4 separate regions of the Homo sapiens genome follow, and all the other regions are linked to region 3. A link is an interaction called in ENCODE POLR2A ChIA-PET data of the cell type or tissue named here. Cell type or tissue: GM12878. All regions are shown on one strand. Region 1 has its middle 25 kb from the start of ASCC1. Region 2 has its middle 25 kb from the start of DDIT4-AS1. Region 3 overlaps ASCC1 (activating signal cointegrator 1 complex subunit 1). Region 4 has its middle 24 kb from the start of DDIT4.

Evidence for each region. ChIA-PET counts read pairs that join two places held together with the same protein. Peaks named below come from ENCODE experiments on the same cell type or tissue, not always from the same donor. Only the 100,000 strongest peaks of a DNase experiment are listed, where the experiment ranks them.
Region 1: POLR2A ChIA-PET joins it to region 3 with 7 read pairs; 8 of 35 experiments call an interaction of 5 or more read pairs at or near these places.
Region 2: POLR2A ChIA-PET joins it to region 3 with 6 read pairs; 8 of 35 experiments call an interaction of 5 or more read pairs at or near these places.
Region 4: POLR2A ChIA-PET joins it to region 3 with 6 read pairs; 4 of 35 experiments call an interaction of 5 or more read pairs at or near these places.

Annotation. Positions count from the first base shown.
Region 1 is chr10:72,238,681-72,243,680 of GRCh38, reverse strand. No RefSeq gene overlaps it. Among named protein-coding and RNA genes, the nearest start is that of ASCC1, 25 kb to the right of the region's middle. In GM12878, no CTCF peak of the experiment used is centred here; no DNase peak of the experiment used is centred here.
Region 2 is chr10:72,246,571-72,251,570 of GRCh38, reverse strand. No RefSeq gene overlaps it. Among named protein-coding and RNA genes, the nearest start is that of DDIT4-AS1, 25 kb to the left of the region's middle. RefSeq lists enhancers at 2,400-2,499, 1,968-2,534, 2,535-3,103, 3,104-3,671. In GM12878, no CTCF peak of the experiment used is centred here; DNase peaks (open chromatin) are centred at 2,670 and 3,260; H3K4me3 peaks cover 2,000 bases; H3K27ac peaks cover 3,328 bases.
Region 3 is chr10:72,131,227-72,136,226 of GRCh38, reverse strand. ASCC1 (activating signal cointegrator 1 complex subunit 1) reads left to right here. Exons shown (of 10, transcript NM_001198800.3): 8 at 3,046-3,170. Among named protein-coding and RNA genes, the nearest start is that of SPOCK2, 45 kb to the right of the region's middle. In GM12878, a CTCF peak has its summit at 3,663 (motif pointing left); DNase peaks (open chromatin) are centred at 626, 2,526, 3,166, 3,936 and 1 weaker place; H3K4me3 peaks cover 839 bases; H3K27ac peaks cover 4,326 bases.
Region 4 is chr10:72,295,344-72,300,343 of GRCh38, reverse strand. No RefSeq gene overlaps it. Among named protein-coding and RNA genes, the nearest start is that of DDIT4, 24 kb to the right of the region's middle. RefSeq lists enhancers at 1,865-1,954, 1,567-2,223, 2,875-3,174, 4,179-4,473 and a silencer at 2,245-2,514. In GM12878, no CTCF peak of the experiment used is centred here; DNase peaks (open chromatin) are centred at 2,203, 2,903 and 4,200; H3K4me3 peaks cover 2,092 bases; H3K27ac peaks cover 4,084 bases.

The DNA of each region.
Region 1 (5,000 bases), 110 kb before region 3:
TTTACTCCTCTGCCTCTTCTATGGGTCCAAGAGGCTTCCAGATCTGACTACATAACTGTCATGTGCAACCCCCCTTTCCCTTAGACCTACTAGACCCCAGGAATGAAGCCAGGATTCTGCATTTTTTATTTTTTTCAGCTTAATTCTGAAGAATGCCAGGTTTGGAAACTATTGCCCTTTTTTTTTTGAGACGGAGTCTCGCTCTTTCGCCCAGGCTGGAGTGCAACAGTGCGATCTCGGCTCATTACAACCTCCGCGTCCCGGGTTCAAGCAATTCTTCTGCCTCAGCCTCCCAAGTAGCTGGGACGACAAGCGTGCGTCACCATGCCCGGCTAATTTTTGTATTTTTAGTAGAGACGGGGTTTCACCATGTTGGCCAGGCTCATCTTGAACTCCTGACCTCGGGTGATCCATCCACCTCGGCCTCCCAAAGTGCTGGGATTACAGGCGTGAGCCACCGTGCCCGGCCTGCCATACCTTTTTATTTCTCTTTCCCTACACATTGCCTGTGTCATAGTAGACCCTCAATAAGTGGTTGACCCTGTTAGTTTCTCTCTGGGGGCCTCTTTTTGTTTTCACTTCCCTCCCTCTCCAGCCTGGTCCAACAATTTGCTTAGCCCCTTACCCCTACCATGCAAGACTTCAACCACCAACTGCTCATTTTTTCCATTCCTCCTGCCAGGCTGCTGGGAGCTGCTGGTGGACTTCCCCAAAGAGTGGTGCTACTGTAAATGCAAGGCCTCTCACTGCAACAGGCCCCTGAATAGGTTTGGCAAGCCTTCTGACCCTGGGACACAGGCAGTAGGCCAACTTGCCTCTCCTTTACTGAGAAAAGAGAGGCCACTGGATGGGAATGCCCCCTCTTCCTGCTGCCCCTCCTACACATTTACCCACAGCAGCACATCCTGTTCTCCCGCCTCACGCCAGCCAGGCTCTGGCTCTCACCTCCTCCCACTTCCTCAGGGATCCGTCCGTCAATTATCCCCTTTTTCTTTTCTTTCTTTCTTTTTTTTTTTTTGAGACGGAGTTTCACTCTTGTTGCCCAGGCTGGAGTGCAATGGCGCGATCTCAGCTCACCGCAACCTCCGCCTCCCAGGTTCAAGCGATTCTCCTGTCTCAGCCCCCCGAGTATCTGGGATTACAGGCACCTGCCACCATGCCTGGCTAATTTTTGTACTTTTAGTAGAGATGGGGTTTCGCCATGTTGGCCAGGCTGGTCTCGAACTCCTGACCTCAGGTGATCCACCTGCCTCGGCCTCCCAAAGTGCTTGGATTACAGGTGTAAGCCACCGTGCCTGGCCAATTATCCCCTTTTTCTTTGACCTCTCCCATTGTAAAAGAAAAAAACGAGCTCTTTGCTATGCATTCTCCTTTAACTGTCCCCCTCTCAGTCCCTCAGTTTTTGCTTCCCCTTCCCGTTGAACTTCTGGAAAGTGTTGCCTGGATTTAGCCCCACTTTCCCCTCCTCCCCTCACTCTTCCCCCACAGCATTCTGGCTCTGTCTCTGCTACCCAGAGATGGCTGCTCTTAAGACAAGGTCACCAGCCAGGCACGGTGACCTTGTAATCCCAGCACTTTGGGAGGCCAGGGCGGGAGGATTGCTTGAGCTCAGGAGTCTGAGACCAGCCTGGGCAACATGGCAAAACCGTGTCTCTACCAAAAACACAAAATTAGCCAGGTGTGGTGGCATGCATCTGTAGTCTCAGCTAATCAGGAGACTGAGATGGGAGGATTGCTTGAGCCTGGGAGGGCGAGGTTACAGTGAGCTGTGATCTCATGCCACTGCACTCCAACCTGGGTGGCAGAGTGAGATGTTGTCTCCAAAAAAAAAAAAAAAAAAAAGTCACCAACAGTCTCCATGGTAAGATCCCAACAGCAGGCAGGGAGTGGTGGCTCACATCTATAATCCTAGCACTTTGGGAAGCCAAGACGGGTGGATCACCCGAGGTAAGGAGTTAGAGACTAGCCTGGCCAACATGGCGAAACTCCGTCTCTACTAAAAACACAAAAATTAGCTGGGCATGGTGGCGGGCGCCTGTAGTCTCAGCTACTCAGGAGGCTGAAGCAGGAGAATTGCTTGAACCCAGGAGGCGGAGGTTGCAGTAAGCCTTCTCCATCCCTTGTCTCAATTGCTTGGCTGCACCATATACTGCTGTTTGCAGCCTTCTTCTCAAAATGTGCTTTCCCCTTGGTTTCTGTGACGCCGTATTCCTTGTTCCATGTCTCTCTGGGGACTTCCTGCCAGTTGCTTTCCTGGATCTTCCTACTTTGCCTGTCCCTTATATGTCTGCATGCCCTGAGGATCCCTCCCTGGTGTGATTCTCTCCTCACTCCATGGGCTGTCTCCCTGGACAATCTATCCACTCTCCACCTTTGTCTTAATAAACACCTCCAGGCTGCTGAGTCTCAAATCTAACTCCAGCCCAGCTCACTCTCCAGACTATAGACCGGTGGAGTCACTTGCCTTTTGAACAACTCTGTAGCCTGCTTCCCTCTCTGTACCCCATCTCAGTGAATGGTACCACTAGTCCCTCAGCTCCTGACACAAGAAAACTTGGGTGTCCTCTCTGAGTTATCCAAGTTCCACCAGTCACTGAATCCTGTATATGACTTTTTTTTTTTTTTTTTTTTGAGTCTCGCTCTGGCCCAGGCTGGAGTGCAATGGCGCAATCTCGGCTCACTGCAACCTCTGACTCCCGGGTTCAAGCGATTTTCCTGCCTCAGCCTCCTGAATAGCTGGGAGTATAGGTGCCCACCACCATGCCCGGCTAATTTTTCTCTTTTTTGTAGATATGGGGTTTCACCATGTTGGCCAGGCTGGTCTCGAACTTCCTGGTCTCATGTGATTTGCCCCCCTTCATCTCCCAAAGTGCTGGGATTACAGGCATGAGCCATCATGCCAGCCTTTTTTTTTTTTTGAGACAGGGTCTCGCTCTGTCACCCGGGCAATAGCACGATCATAACTTACCGCAGCCTTGAGCTCCTGGGCTCAAGCACTCCTCCTGCCTTGGTCTCTGGAGTAGCTAGAACTACAGGTGTGTGCCAACATGCATGGCTAATCTGTAATTTTTTTTTAGAGGTGGGGGTCTTGCTATGTTGGCCAGGCTGGTCTTAACTCCTGGCCTCAAGCGATCCTCCCACTTGGGCCTCCCAAAGTGTGGGATTACAGGTGTGAGCCACTACCCGCTGCCACTTCTCAAATCAAGTCCATCCTCTGTCTCCACATCTTTTTTTTTTTTTTTTTTTTGAGACAGTCTCACTCTGTCGCCCAGGCTGGAGTGCAATGGCATGATCTTGGCTCACTGCAACCTCTGCCTCCTGGGTTCAAGTGATTCTCCTGCCTCAGCCTCCTGGGTAGCTGGGATTACAGGCACCCACCATCATGCCCGGCTAATTTTTGTATTTTTGTAGAGATGGAGTTTCAACATGTTGGCCAGGCTGGTCTCAAATTCCTGACCTCAGGTGATCCGCCCACCTCGGCCTCCCAAAGTACTGGGATTACAGGCATGAGCCACTGCGCCCAGTCATATCCACACCTTTAATTTGGCCTATAGTCATCTCTTACCTGGACGACCTCAAAGGCTTCCTAAGGAATCTGGCTCTCGCCACCACCAATTCTCCACTATTCCCTCCAAGTAAATTATCTGAAGTATAACCAGATCTTGTCATGCTCCTGCCTCAAGCTCATCAGTGGTTCCCCACTGTCCTCTGGTTGAAGTTCAGATTCCTTAGCAAAGCCCACGAGTCCTACCCTCTGCCTTATTCTTGCCCTTATCACCTATGAATCAATCATAACGAACCACCCGCAGCCCCACAAAAGCAAGATGCCCTTTCCCACCCTTGGGCCTCTGCAAATTGTATTCCCTCCACCTATAAAGTTCTTCCTTCCCACCCCACTTACTTTTTCTTCAGGTCTCAGCCTAAACCTCATCCTTCATTAAAGCCTTCTCTGATGCCTGGCCCAGCTGGATTAGTTGTCTCTGCTATGGGATTGTCCAGCACCTCATGCTTTCCCCATCAGAGCAATTATTACACTTAAAATGACCTTTCTGTTCCTCTTAATATTTATTTATAAACTTCTTGAGGTTGATGACTGGGTCTTGTTTTACAGCATATCCTTAGCATCTAGCAGACACTAGACACACAGTGCTAGCGTCTGCTGAAAGAATGACAGACATTTGGAAAGGAACATCCTCTCTATTGCTGTAACAAATTGTATGTTGTTTCATTACCTGCTCTAAACAGGTTTTTTTTGGTTTTCTTTTGTTTTTTTTTTGAGACGGAGTCTCACTGTCACCCAGGTTGGAATGCAGTGGTGCGGTCTTGGCTCACTGCAACCTCCACCTCCCAGGTTCTAGAGATTCTCCTGCCTCAGCCTCCTGGGTGGTTGGGATTACAGGCGTGTGCCACTGCACCCAGCTATTTTTTTTTTTTTTTTTTCTGAGACAGTGTCTTACTCTGTTGCGCAGGCTGGAGTGCAGTGGCATGATCTTGGCTCACTGCAACCTCTGTTTCCTGGGTTCTAGAGATTCTCCCACCTCAGCCTCCCGAGTAGTTGGGATTACAGGCGTGCACCACCACACCAGCTAATTTTTGTACTTTTACTAGAAATAGGGTTTTGCCATGTTGGCCAGGCTGGTCTCCTGACCTCAGGTGATCTGCCCACCTCGGCCTCCCAAAGTCCTGGGGTTATGGGCGTGAGCCACCGCACCTGGCCCCACCTAATTTTTGTATTTTTATTAGGGATGGGGTTTCACTATGTTGGCTAGGCTGGCCTGGAACTCCTGACCTCAGGTGATCTGCCCGCCTTGGCCTCCCAAAATGCTGGGATTACAGGTGTGAGCCACTGTGCCTGGCCTCTAAACAGCTTATATTATAAAAAGAAACAGGCTGATTTGGGAAAACAACTCCTCCTTGGGAAACTTGACAGACACGAGAAATTAGAGTAACTGTGAGGTGAGATTAGCTCGTGGTTGCTGACATGTGAACCTACCACCAGG
Region 2 (5,000 bases), 120 kb before region 3:
ATTGCAAAGATGGGCTGGGAGCAGTGGCTCATGCCTGTAATCCCAGCACCTTGGGAGGCCAAGGCAGGCAGATCACCTGAGGTCAGGAGTTTGAGACCAGCCTGGCCAACATGGCAAAACCCCATCTCCACTAAAAATACAAAAAAAATTAGCAGGGCGTGATGGCATGCACCTGTAATCCCAGCTACTCGGGAAGCTGAGGCAGGAGAATTGCTTGAACCCGGAAGGCAGAGGTTGTGGTGAGCCAAGATCGCACCACTGCACTCCAGCCTGGGCGACAGAGTGACTCCATCAAAAAAAAAAAAAATTTTTTTTCAAAGATGGCCAGGCACAGTGGCTCACGCATGTAATCCTAGCACTTTGGGAGGCCGAGGTGGGAGGATCACTTGAGCTTAGGAGTTTGAGACCAGCCTGGGCAACATAGTGAGATCTTGTCTTTATTATTAAAAAAAAAAAAAAAACAAAACAAAGAAAGAAACAAACAAAAAAACCCAAAGAATTGCAAAGATCTAACTGGAGAGCCTCCATCCCCCTCCTAAGTCCCCTCTCCTCTGCTGGCCCACTGATCCTTGGCTATGGGACCCAGCATATGCCTCTGAGTTCCAGGACCTTACACAGCACAGAAGAATCCAGAGGCTGATGTGGCTGCTGCATAGAGGCTTATGGCAGCAGATCAGCAGTTGAGGGAGTTCATGCAGAGGGCAGACTCTCCTGGCTCTGAGCAGGCCAGGGCGGGACTCAGGCTCAGGCTCCTCTGGACAGCTCTGGGCCCACCTGCCTGAGCTTTTATCTATTTCAGAGAATCATTAAGAAAGTACCAACCAGGTGTGGTGGCTCACACCTTGTAATCCCAGCACTTTGGGAGGCTGAGGTGGGAGGAAGGCTTGAGTCCAGGAGTTCAATACCAGCCTGGGCAACACAGTGAGATCTGTCTCTACAACAATAACAACAACAAAATAAGAGAATTGGCTGCGCATGGTGGCTTATGCCTGTAATCCTAACACTTTGGGAGGCTAAGGCGGGCAGATCACAAGGTGAGGAGTTCGAGACCAGCCTGGCCAATATGGTGAAACCCCCGTCTCTACTAAAAATACAAAAATTAGCCAGGCGTGGTGACGCATGCCTGTAGTCTCACCTACTCGGGAGGCTGAGGCAGAAGAACTGCTTGAGCCCGGGAGGTGGAGGTTGCAGTGAGCCGAGATTGCACCACTGCACTCCAGCCTGGGCGACAGAAAGAGACTCCGTCTCAAAAAAAAAAAAAAAAAAAAAATTAGCGGGGCTTGGTGGTGCAAACCTGTAGTCCCAGCTACTCAGGAGGATGAGGCAGGAGGATCAATTGATCCAGGGAGGTTGAAGCTGCAATGAGCCAAGATCACGCCACTGCACACTCCAGCCTGGGCGACAGAATGAGACCCTGTCTCAAGCAAACAAAAAATAAAAAAGAGAAAGCATCTATTCTCAAAATCACCTGGAGAGAAACTTTGAGAGAAAATGCTCACATTCATTGCAAGAGTTTGAAATAATGCCTCAAAATCAGTTATCCCGAAGTGACATGAGACCTGCATCCAAGAACCTTTAATAAATAGTGGCAGCCAGGCATGGTGGCTCACGCCTGTCATCTCAGCACTTTGGGAGGCTGAGGCAGGTGGATCACCTGAGGTCAGGTGTTCAAGATCAGCCTGGCCAACATGGTGAAACCCTGTCTCTACTAAAAATACAAAAATTAGCCCGGTGTGGTGGTGGGTGCCTATAATCCCAGCTACTCGGGAGGCTAAAGCAGGAGAACTGCTTAAACCCGGGAGGCAGAGGTTGCGGTGAGCCGAGATCATGCCACTGCACTCCAGCCTGGGCAACAAGAGCAAAACTCCATTTCAAAAATAAATAAATAAATAAATAAATAAATAAATAAATAAATAAATAAATAAATAAATACTGGCATAGGCCAGGCACATAGTGGCTTATGTCTTAATCCCAACATTTTGGGTAGCCGAGGCGGGAGGGTTGCTTGAGCCCAGGAGTTCGAGACCAGCCTGGGCAACATAATGAGACCCTGTCTCTACAAAAAATACAAAAATGAGCCAGGGGTGGTGGTGCGTGCCTGTAGTCCCAGCTGCTCAGGAGGCTGAGGTTCACTTGAGGCCCGGAGTTGGAAGCTGCAGTGAGCTATGAACGCACCACTGCATTCCAACCTGGGTGGAAGTGAAACCCCCCTTTCTAAAATAAATAAATAAAAATAAATACTGATGTTGGTTGTTCCTCTCAGTTTCCCTGAACCTCAGTTTTGTCATCTGAAGGATGTTTTGTTATGAGGGATATGAAACGCGACTGTGTGATGGCACCCGGCACGCTGAAGATGCTTTGGAAATGCGGGATGGGTCAGAATCTTAAGTGCTCGGAGTCTGGTGGCCGGGGGCCTCACCCAGCAGGAGGACACAATGGAGACAGCCTCCCTGGGTCATACAGTGGGCTGCACGCAGGTGCAGGCAGGGGAGCCAGGCCTGAGGCTAGGTAAGAGGCAGCACTAGGACCCAGGGGCCACGTATGCAGCAGGCTCCGCCGGATAAGTTCTCAGCCAGAACACAATGTTCTCAGTGTACCCACAGGAAACCCTGAAGAAGAGAACTGCACATGGCCTCTGCTGGGTGTGTTCTGGTCACAGCCTTTTATTCTTTTTCCTAACCTCAGTCCCCACTTTCACATCCTGTAACCTGCATTGCTGCCCCACCCCACCCTGCTGGGCTGGTCCCAGGTCCCAGGAGAGCAACCAATGCAGGAAGTCCAAGGCCTGGCCAGGTTTTACCATTTTCAAATAAGACCCGTTTGCCTCTAACCCTGGTTTCCTGAATCGCAACCCTTTGTGATGGAAACTTGCTTTTTACAGTGCAGAAGGCAGACACTGGGGACAAAGTTGTATTTCTGCCATGGCAAGGATCTTGGCCCACAGGCAAAGGAAACAGCTGATGCCTCATACCACCACCTCCCTTCCTCTCTGAAGGCCGGGTCCCACCTGGGACAGGGGAGGGCCTCCGTCGCTGCTGCCTGAATCAGAGGGAACTTGGAGCTGCCTGGGGGATCAGCGCCAAGTTTGGAGCAGAACATCCTATGATGTGGTTCCTAGTTTTTATTTCCACGAATGCTATAATATGTTGTCCCACCGAGCTATTTTTATTGAATGGAAAAAAAAAAAAAAGCAAACCTCTGCAAAACCAGCAGTCCTCTGTTAGACGGAAGGACAAGGTGAACTTTTCACTTCCTTCCCTGCAGCCTATCAACTCAGTCCGTGGTTTGGTGTCACCCACACTCTGTGCTATATTCAATCTCAATTTTTGCCTCCTTGTTTTTGAAGCTGCAGGAGCAAGGCTCTAAACCTATGTTTCTCCTGCTAGTTGCATGAGGCTTTTAGAAGTGCCTTTTTGGTGAATTCTCACAACAGCAAAATAGAGATCTATCAGCTGCTTGCCAGCTGCAGGCAAAGGTGGGTCTGAAGAGAGTGAACAAGGAGGGGAACCTTGAGAAACCCAGCACAATCCCAGCCAACTTCTGGCAAACTGCACTGTTGGGAGCTCCGCACAGGCTGCATTCCTGCCACGTTAATGAGAGGCCTGGCCATTGAAAATAAGACCCAAGCCGGAGGGGGTGGCTCATGCCTGTAATCCCAGCACTTTGGGAGGCTGAGGCAGACGGAGGACCTGATGTCGGGAGTTTGAGACCAGCCTGACCAACATAGAGAAACCCCATCTCTACTAAAAAAATGCAAAAATTAGCTGGGCATGGTGGTGCATGCCCGTAATCCCAGCTACTCGGGAGGCTGAGGCAGGAAAATCGCTTGAACCCGGGAGGCGGAGGTTGCAGTGAGCCGAGATCACACCACTGCCCTCCAGCCTGGGCAAGAAGAGTGAAACTCCGTCTCAAAGAAAATAAGACCCAGTGCCTCTATGAAGCTCCATGAATAAGGCTCCTTCTACCCTGGCATTGCAGAGTCCCTTTCCAGATGTTGGTTGGTAAAAGGGTTTTCATGTGTCCTAGGCCTGTAGATTCAACTGGGTGCTTCCTAGACTGGCCCAAGCTCAGGGATTCCCTTCTTGGAGAAGAGGTTTCCAAAAGCAGGCAATACTGCTACTCCTGGGGAAGTCTGCTGAAGGCTGGGGGCCCCAAAAGACCTGTGTTCCGATCTTGGTTTTGTCAACTTGATGGAGCCTGTGCAAATCACTTTCCCACTCAAATATTTTCATAACTTTGTCAATAAAAATAACAGCTGGAGGCTGAGCACGGTGGCTCACACCTGTAATCTCAGCATTTTGGTAGACTGAGGAGGGGGGATTACTTGAGGTCAGGAGTTCGAGACCAGTCTGGCCAACATGGTGAAACCCCATCTCTACTAACAACACAAAAATTAGCCAGGTGTGGTGACACATACCTGTAATCCCAGCTACTTGGGAGGCTGAGGCAGGAGAATTACTTGAACTTGGGAGGCAGAGGTTGCAGTGGGCTGAGGTAACGCCCCTGGACTCCAGCCTGGGCGACAGAGCGAGACTCCATCTCAAAAAATAAATAGCTGGGCGCAGTGGCTCACGCCTGTAATCCCAGCACTTTGGGAGGCCGAGGCGAGTGGATCACCTGAGGTTGGGAGTTGGAGCCCAGCCTGACCAACATGGTGAAACCCTGTCTCTACTAAAAATACAAAATTAGCTGGGCATGTTGGTGCATGCCTGTAATCCTAGCTACTCAGGAGGCTGAGGCAGGAGAATCACTTGAACCCAGGAGGTGGAGGTTGCGGTGAGCCAAGATTGCACCATTGCACTCAGCCTGGGCAACAAGAGCGAGACTCCATCTCAAAAAATAAATAAATAAATAAATAAAAATAAATAAATAAAATAAAGAGAGGGCTGGGTTAGAGATTGTTGTTGCACGTTGAATTGTGTTGTCCCCACTCCAATTTGTATTTTGAAGTCCTAACCCCAGTATCTCAGAATGTGACCTTATTTGGAGATGGGTCTTGA
Region 3 (5,000 bases):
TCTCCAAGTCCCCCATTCAACCCAGGAAGTCCAGCTGGCTTAACCTCTCAGTGGCATTTACTTGTAGTCCCAACAACTTGGGAGGCTGAGGCAGGAGGATAGCTTGACCCCAGGAGTTCAAGGCTGCAGTTAGCTGTGATTGTGCTACTGCACTCTAGCCTGGGCAGCAGAGTGAGATCATGTCTCTTAAAAAAAGAAAAACAACAACAACAACAACAAAAAACAACCCTCGGTTTCCTATGGCTTACCAAGTAAGAGTCCAATGCTGCCTGACCCATGTGGCCTTCACAGCTTGGCTTCAGCCTGCCCTTCCCTTTCTACAGATTTTCTCCAGTCCTTGAATGTATTGTGTTCTTTGACATTCAATCTCTCAAATACTCAGGAGAAACATTGTTTTAGAGTCACCTTCACTTCTTTGATTCCCTTATACCAGAGAATCTCACTTCTCACCACTTACAGTGCCACTGTCCCAGCCATCTGGGTGATTGCCACAGCCTCCTAACTGCCTTCCTGCTTCTGTCCTGCCTCCACTGCTGTCTGTCCTCCACACAGCAGCCAGATCATGTCAGTCTTCTGCCTAACACCCTCCAAAAGCTCCCACCTCACTCTGTAACTACTGAAGTCGTTCCATGGGCCTGAGAGCTTCAGCTAACCTGGTCACACCTCTCCGACTTCATCACTTCTCTCTTCCTAGTTTCACTGCAGACACTGGCATCCTTTCTATTCCTCAGTCCTTCTGTGCATATGCCTGTCTCAGAAATGCGTATTTGCTGTTTCCTCTCTCCAGAATGCTTTTCCCTCAGGTCTCTGTCAAATGTCACTTTATTAGGGAGACCCTTCCTGATCACTCTACTTAACATAGTGCCCCCACCCCCATTCACACTCTACTCCCTCTCTGCCGTTTCATCTCCTTCAAGGCATGTGGCACCCAGAGGTGTGCGTGTGTGTTTGTTCATTCCTCCTACCTGAATGTGAGCTGCACAAGGGTGGGGCTTGTTTTGTTCACTGCTGTGTTCCTATCACCTGTGAACACACCATCCTTTGAGGTCTTGTTCTGTCCATTTCCCCTATTGCCTGGTTTCCTTTTCTTTCTCTGTTGGATAATTTCTTGTCAGTAAGCGTTTGCAACTTTTTCTCCTCATTGAAAACACACACAGCCCTCACTCAACTCTGTATCTTCAGATTCCCCAGGTATTCGTTTCTCTCCTTCCTTTCAAGTTTCTTGACAGAGTTATGTGCACTTCCTGCCTTCCCTCCTCTCTGGCTCCTCCGTCAGAAGATTTCTATCCCCAGTGTGCTAGCAAAACTGCTCTGATAGAGGACTCTAATTGTGAGAAACAAGGAGGCATATTTTTGCTTTTTTTCTTTTCTCGAGTGTTGTACTGTACGGTTATTCCTTTTTTCCCCCTTGTAATTCTCATTTCAGCCTCTCTGAAGTCTTCCTGTTCTTATTTCCTCATCCTTATCAGTTGTCTTTGCTGGTTCCCAGGTGGCTGGGACAGTGGCACTGGAAGTGGTGAGAAGTGAGATGCCCTGGTATAAGGGAGTCAAAGAAGTGAAGGTGATTCTAAAACAATGTTTGTCCTAAGTAATTGAGAGATTCAATATCAAAGAACATAATACATTCAAGGACTGGAGAAAATCTATAGAAAGGGAAGGGCAGCAATGAAACAGAAAGGCAGGCTGAAGCCAAGCTGTGAAGGCCACATGGGTCAGGAAGGATTGGACTCTTACTTGGAAGACCATAGGAAACCGAGGGTTGTTTTTTGTTATTGTTGTTTTTCTTTTTTTAAGAGACGTGATCTCACTCTGCTGCCCAGGCTAGAGTGCAGTGGCACAATCACAGCTCACTGCAGCCTTGAACTCCTGGGGTCAAGCTATCCTCCTGCTTCAGCCTCCCGAGTTGCTGGGACTACAAGTGCATGCCACCATGCCCAGCTAATTTAAAAAATTTTTCTTGTAGAGACGAGGTATTGCTATATTGCTCAAGTGGATCTTGAACTTCTGGCCTCAAGTGATCTTCCCTCTTTGGCCTCCCAAAGTGCTGGGATGACAGGTGTGAGCCACCATGCACGCGCCACTACCACCTGGCTAGTTTTTGTATTTTTAGTAGAGATGGGGTTTCACCATGTTGGCCAGGCTGGTCTCAAACTCCTGACCTCAAGTGATCAGCCTGCCTCAGCCTTCCAAAGTGCTGGGATCACAGACATGAGCCACTGCACCCGGCCCCTTCTAATTTTGGATTTGCCACTTAGTTTTGTGAAGTTGGTCAAGTTTTGTAACTTCTCTGTGCCTTGGCTTCTGTATTGGTAAATAGGGATAATAATTGGTTATGAGGATTAAATGATTTAACAGATAAAAAGTGCTTAGAACTGTGCCTGACACATCATAGTGATGTTGACTGTTGAAGTAGCCACCTAGCTGACTGACCTCTGTAGCTGTTCCTCTTCTAAAGCCCTTCCCACTCTGCTATTGAGTCAGCTTTCAAAAATGGACATCAGACCACATAATTCCCTTTTGAAAGTCTTTCTGTGGCTTCCCTAATCTGACCACTGCTTATAGACTTAGCTCATCTCCATTGTCCCTTTTCTGTCACTCTCTGTCATAACTGTATTGTAAATAATTGACAGTTTTTTGAATATGCTGTGATCTTGCATGCCTTGGCATCTTTGCACTTGCTGTTTCTTCTTCTACTTGAAGTGCCCCTCCTTCCCTGGTGTTATTTGCAAATCTTTAATGATCATTCCAGACTATGTCTAAACCTCCTGTGGAAACCTGGCCCTCTCCATGTAGAGTTGATCACTCCCTTCACGCTCACCATAATATATTGCCATCATTTATTTCTACTATCTGTTAAGCAGACAAACAAGACTGATCTTTAGCTCCATGATGGTGGGAGATGAGTCTCTTATTCTTCCTCCTGTGATGCAGGGCTTTGTATGGTGATTAGCACAGAGCACATGCTCCATAAACATTGTTGAATTGGTAATCGCATGTTCAGAAGTTTACTAAGATTTCTGCATTACTTTTCTCCAATTTCTCCAGGCTACAAGAATTAGTTGATCGAGTGCTGGAACGTTTTCAGGCATCTGGACTAATAGTGAAAGAGTGGAATAGTGTGAAACTGCATGCTACAGTTATGAATACACTATTCAGGAAAGACCCCAATGGTAAGTCCCCCAGAGAACTATAGCACAGTTTGTGATCAGCGGCCTTGTGGCATCTCTGAGGTTTAGGTAGAATGAGCTATCAAAGAATCTCTGATATAGCTTCTTTTTTAGACCTCTTAGCTTATTCTGATGAGCATAGTAGAGGTGGGCAAGAACATATATAGCATGGAACTGTGGCTTCCAGATCTTTTATTTCTGTCACACATAGGATTGCCATATTTAGCAAATACAAATACAGGATGCTCTGGTAAATTTTATATAAACAGTGAATAAATTTTTGGCATAAGTATGTCGCATGCAATACTTGGTGGCTTTTTTTTTTTTTAAAGAGAAAAAAGAAAGGAAGGTGAGCTAGTGAAAGTAAATGTTAAATCAGTGTTTCTCAACTGGGGGTTATTTTGCCCCCAGATGACATTTGGCATTGTCTGGAGACATTTTTGGTTATCATAGTTAGGGAGCTGGAGATGGGTTGCTGCTGGCACCTAGTGGGTGCTGTCTAACACTCTACAATGCATGGGACGGTCCCCCATGACAAAGAATTATTCTTCCCAAAATGTCGTAGCACAGAGGTTGAGAAACCTTGTGTTAAAATAATAGTTTTTTTCTTCATGGACTCTGAGCCTTTTTATAAAAATGCCTTGTTTTAATCCTTGATTTGGGATAGTTGTTTATTTCAAAAAGAAGTTTTCTTTTCTTCCTGTCCCTATCTCCAAAGTGAAAGCTTCTCTAGTACCTTCAGCATCGGATCAGGAGTCACACATTCAAGCCATATGCAGCTCTTCCTTCCAAGACTCGTGGTTCAAAATACACTAGCAGCACCAAGGTCACGTATTCCGGTTTCATTTCCTTTCTTGAGCCCTGACCTTGGTTTTAGAAAATCTAGGTGGGGGCCAGGTGCGGTGGCTCATGCCTGTAATCCTAGCACTTTGGAAGGCTGAGGCGGGTGGATCACTTGCATTTAGGAGTTCAAGACCAGCCTGGCCAACATGGTGAAACCCCGTCTCTACTAAAAATACAAAAATTAGCCGGGTGTGGTGGCACATGCCTGTAATCCCAGCTACTTGGGAGGTTGAGGCAAGACAATCGCTTGAACCTGGGAGGCGGAGGTTACAGTGTGCCGAGATCGCACTCCAGCCTGGCAACAGAGCAAGACTCCTTCTCAAAAAAAAAAAAAAAAAAAAAATCTATCTAGAGGAGAAGATAACTCCATCAGGACTTGAATCATTGACTATTTGTAGGTTTTTAGTTAGGACAATTTGTGTGTCCCTTTTAGTTAAGGCACGTCTTTTAATTTCTCTCAGATATGTACCAAAGATCCCAACTGGCAATCATTTGATAATTAACCCCGTTTAGTTACAGTCATGGTAGGACCAAGAAATTTGTAGCTATCTAGTTATTAGTTCTAAAATACTACTATTTTGTGATGCCATATTGAATTTTATTTAAGACTTATAAATAAATCTCTATTTTACTTTTGAGAACACTGAGATTAAGAGAGCTTCAAATAACTCAGTTAAAGCCTATATACTCTTGTTTGGGTAGGTAATAGAATCCAAAACTTTGAACTTGTTCCAGTTGAGTGTGTGTGTGTGTGTGTGTGTGTGTGTGTGTGTGTGTATTTTTATTTTATTTTTTTGAAATGGAGTCTTGCTCTGTCGCCCAGGCCGGAGTGTGCAGTGGCGCCATCTCAGCTCACTGCAACCTCCGCCCCCCAGGTTGAAGCAATTCTCCTGCCTCAGCCTCCTGAGTAGCTGGGATTACAGGCACCTGCCACCGCGCTCAGCTAATTTTCGTATTTTTAGTAGAGACAGGGTTTCACCATCTTGGCCA
Region 4 (5,000 bases), 160 kb before region 3:
GTGTTAACTTCCTTTTTTTTTTTTTTTTTTTTTTTGGAGACAGAGTCTCGCTCTGTCGCCCAGGCTGGAGTACAATGGTACGATCTCAACTCACTGCAACCTCTGCCTCCTGGGTTCAAGTGATTCTCTTGCCTCAGCCTCCCAAGTAGCTGGGATTACAGGCGCCCACCACCACGCTGGACTAAGTTTCATATTTTTAGTAGAGATGGGGTTTCACCACGTTGGCCAGGCTGGTCTCAAATTCCTGATCTCAAGTGATCCGCCTGCCTCAGCCTCCACAAGTGCGGGGATTACAGGCGCACACCACCACGGGCCCAGCTAATTTTTTTTTTTGTATTTTTAGTAGAGGCAGGGTTTCGCCACGTTGGCCACGCCGGTCTCGAACTGCTGACCTCGGGTGATCCACCCACCTCAGCCTCCCAAAGTGCTGGGATTACAGATGTAAGCCACTGTGCCCGGCCTTTTTTTTTTTTTTTTTTTTCAAGACAGAGTCTCACTCCATCAGCCAGGCTGGAGTGCAGTGGCGTGATCTTGGCCCACTGCAACTTCTGCCTAACAGTTGAAGCGATTCTCGTGCCTTGGCCTCCCGAGTAGCTGGGACTACAGGCGTGTGCCACAACACCCGGCTAATTTTTGGATTTTTAGTAGAGATGGGGTTTTACCATATTGGCCAGGCTGGTCTTGAACTCCTGACCTCAAGAGATCCGCCCTCCTCAGCCTCCCAAAGTGCTGGGATTACAGGCGTGAGCCACTGTGAGCCGGACAGTGTTAACTTCTAATCCAATACTTCTCAAAGTGGGGTCCTGAGAAAGGTTCTTGGGGTTCTGTGAATCTGCCAGTTAGAGAAAAGTGTATGTGGGTGCCTGCTGATTCAGAAGGGGGCTGAAAGCACCCAACTGTGGAGCACACAGCCCTGTCTTTGGTATTCACTTTGCAGCCTGGGCCTTGCCTAAAGTTGTAGTCCACACTCCTAGACTTGTTCTTCGGAGCCACTCTCAGGGATGCCTCTAGGCTTTGCAGACAGGTGGCCTCTAGGCCTTTGCTCCCTCTGCCTGGGATGGCGACCGTCCCCTTGCTTGGCTGCCTAGCAAGCACTCTGCATCTTGTGTTGGGGTTGCCTCCGCTGTGAGGCCTTCCCTGACTTCCCTGGGCCGACTCAGGCACCCCTTCTCCTGTGCTCCCCTGTGCTTTGTCCACGTCACCCCTGCAGCATTTCTCACATCATGTGGTCCCTGTAGGGTCTGTCTCCCCATTAGACTGTGGGCTTCTGGAGGCCACGAGCGTGGGGCAACACTGGACTCCCTCCCAGAGTGACTGAGGAGGGAGTTAGACACATCCCCACCCAGGGCCATCAGAGGCCAGGGCAGGGTTCTGACCCCAGCTCACCTGCCTCGTTAAACATGGGGCTCAGTTGCCCCTGACATCCCTGCACCATCAGCAAGGGTGGGCAACGTCAGAACTGCGGGCTGGGGCTTCCCTGGAAGGGCCCCGCTTGGGCCCAATGCCAGGCCCCACGGCCCAAGGGTGAGCTACTTTAGCAGGCAGGCATCAGTTTTCTCATTTATGAAATGGGGACAATGAACCTGGTCACCTTCCTCTTCCTGGGAAGAATACGAGGTTAATGAATGCTGAAGACCGGACATGACTGTACCTAAGGTGGAGTGCAGGCTGCCTGAGGCAGGGGAATGACCCTGGTGATCCTTAGCTCTCTCTTCCTGCGGGACACTGAAGGACAGTGTGAGACCCACAATTCAGCGCACCTGCTCACCTTGGTTCCCCATCCTGCCCTGGGTGGGTCTTGGCTTGGAAACCCTAATCCGCTTACTAAGCACCGACCCCACTCCGTGCCCTGCCCGTGCCATGTCCACTCCACTGCACTGAACTGGGTTTCTTTGTCCGTTTCAGCAGACCCTCCTCATCGTGTCCCTCTTCCAGGCAGCCTTCTCTTATAAATTTTGGGCATGCTGGGACTTGTCTACACTGTTGGCAATTGTCAAGGCTTTAGGTCCGAGTTGTTCCTCAACTTCTGACCCCCACCTCATGCTAACAGGACTGGGGCCACAGCGCGTGACTGCAATGTGGCCAGTCCTGGGAGAGCCGGCCTCGCCCCGCGGGGAAGCGGGCGGCCCCTCCGTTGCCATGGCAGCCGAGAGCACCCCCACGAGGCTCCTCATTGGCCACCAAGTCGAGGTCCCGCCTCCGCCATCAGAAGGGACCAACCAAGGCAGACCGGGTGCGACCCAGTTGAGGGATTAGCGGGTGACGCATCTCTCCCAGTCCCTCATGGAGACCCGCGCGCCCGCGATCCTACGGGCGCAGCCGTGGCCCTGGGTCGGGGTCACGCTCGCTGGGCGCGCCTCGGGCGGGGCTGGGGAGGTGCGGAGCTGGGGGGCGCCGCGGGAGGAGGCCACTCAGGCCGCTGGGGAGGGCCGGGCTGCGGCTGGGAGGTTTCCGAGGACGGTCAGGCGGAGGCGGAGGCCGTGCAGGAGGCGGAGGAGGAAAACTATTAAGGAAGGGGGTGGAAGGGCCCCGCTGGCTGAAGACCGCTGAGCTCAGGCGGTGGTAGGACCCTGGGCACGGAGTTGCATGGAACCCTGTTCGAATCCTGCTCTGCACCCGCTTGCGCTGTGGCCTCGCGCACGCGAGCCTTCCTGCCCGGGGGAGCGGGAAGGAGGGAGGGGAGCGGCGAACATCTACTTTGTGCCGATCCTTTTGCTGAAAACCCTAGTTTTCTCTCCAGGATTCCCTCAAAACGACCCTGAAATAGGTGGATGCTATCCTTAGCCCCATTTTACAGATGAGGAAACAGGTTCAAAGGAGGCTACGTGAGAAAAGCCTCGAGTGAGCTCAGTTCCCAGATGTGAGAATGATGTGGCCGGGTTGGTGGTTATCTGCGGGGGGAAGTAGGAGGTGCCCTGCCCACCCCCACGCTCAGGCATCCTGGCCGGCCCGGAAGGAAGAGTTCGTGCCAAGCCGTGAGACTCGGTGGTTTCCTGCAGCAAATCTGCGTCAGGCTCTCTCTGGGGGGTTAACCGCCGCAAACTGGTAACAGCGTCAGAAAGGGGAAACCGAGCTTTATCTGCGGAGGTCCCTGGGCCAGGGACAGCAGATTAAAGAACATGGAGGCAGGGCGCGGTGGCTCACGTCTTAAACCCAGCACTTTGGGAGGCCGAGGCCGGAGGATCGCTTGAGACCAGGAGTTTGAGACCAGCCTGGGCAAGATAGGGAGACCTCTTCTCTAAAAATAAAAAATAAAGAAGATGGAGCCCGCCCCTCGGGAAGGAGGGAAGGGAGAAAGTGTTTCTAACTCCTTATTGTCCTTTCTCTTCTTTTCTTTTCTTTTTTTGAGATGGAGTTTCGCTCTTGTTTCCCAGGCTGGAGTGCAATGGCGCGATCTCGGCTTACCGCAACCTCCGCCTCCCGGGTTCAAGCAATTCTCCTGCCTCAGCCTCCTGAGTAGCTGGGATTACAGGCATGCGCCACCACACCCGGCTAATTTTGTATTTTTAGTAGAGATGGGGTTTCTCCATGTTGGTCAGGCTGGTCTCAAACTACTGACCTCGTGATCCGCCCGCCTCAGCCTCCCAAAGTCCTGGGATTATAGGCGTGAGCCACCGTGCCTGGATCCTTGTTATTTCAAAACAGGCTGAGGTTCCCTCTGGAAGCCCCATTTAAGAACAGACCCATGGCCGGGCGCGGTGGCTCACGCCTGTAATCCCAGCACTTTAGGAGGCCGAGGCGGGCAGATCACCTGAGGTCCGGAGTTTGAGACCAGCCTGACCAACATGGAAAAAACCCCGTCTCTACTAAAAATACAAAAGTAGCCGGTCATGGTGGCGCATGCCTATAATCCCAGCTACTCAGGAGGCTGAGGCAGAAGAATCGCTTGAACCCAGGAGAAGGCAGAGGTTGCGGTGAGCCGAGATCGCACCATTGCACTCCAGCCTGGGCAACAAGAGCGAAACTCCATCTCAAAAAAAAAAAAAGAAAAAAAAGAAAAGAAAATTCACCATATGAATGTCAGACTCTTAATGATGCAAATGCCAGAAAACCTGACTCAAACTGATTTATGCTAAAAAGGGAATCTACTGGCTCAGGAAACTGAGAACCCCAGGCATGACTCGATCTGGCGACACCACGACGTCATGAAGACTCATTTCCCAGAGTCTTTGTACTTGTTTGTACTTTGCCTTTGCTGTCTTGGGAAGTGTTTGGGCTCCATGAGCACCTGCTGCAGCTGCAGGGGCACATCATCCCAAGTTCCAGTTGAGTAGAAAGAGGCTCTGTCCTTGGGAATTGTGACACATGTCCCGGGTTTCACTGTAACTGGACAGTTGGGGTCATGTGACCACACAGATACCAGGGGCAAGGCAGGAATAACCCTGTGTTGATTGGCAAATCTGTTCACAGGCCCCACACCTGCAGCCTCACCTGCTCCAATGGGCTGAAAAGGAAGGAGGGAAGAGGGTTTCTCCAAAGGAGGAACTGAAGAGATATTGAATGGGTGCCCATTGGTAACACCCCAATGCCAGGGCTTCAGAACCCACCTCCTGACCCCCTCTGCACCTTGTACTACAGGTGCCAGTCAGGGGGAAACGGATTGGAAAGTGAGGGTCTTGCCCTGGGAGAGTGCCCACCCCTTCCTCGCTGGTCCCATGTCAGTCGTCCCAAGTCAGTCCTCATCACATCCAGTGCCCATCCCCCTCCCCACCCCCTCACCCTGGCTCCTGTTGCTCCCTGGAGGGTCCTTGAAGCCCTTCTGGTTGCTGTAGCCCGGGCGACTGCCTGCCATGCCTCCGAAGGCCCTCCATGTTTAGCTGGAGTGATGCAGTATTGGGGGATCCAGTTGCCTCTCGTTTCTCCAGCAGAGGGGAGCTTCCTCAGGGACTGGCACTATGTTCTCCCTTCCTCTGTGTGTGGTCCCTCTCTGGGACCAGGCAGGATTTGTGCAGTGGGCAGCAGGCGTGATTTTGAGGGACCCTAGGAAGGACCTTACCTAC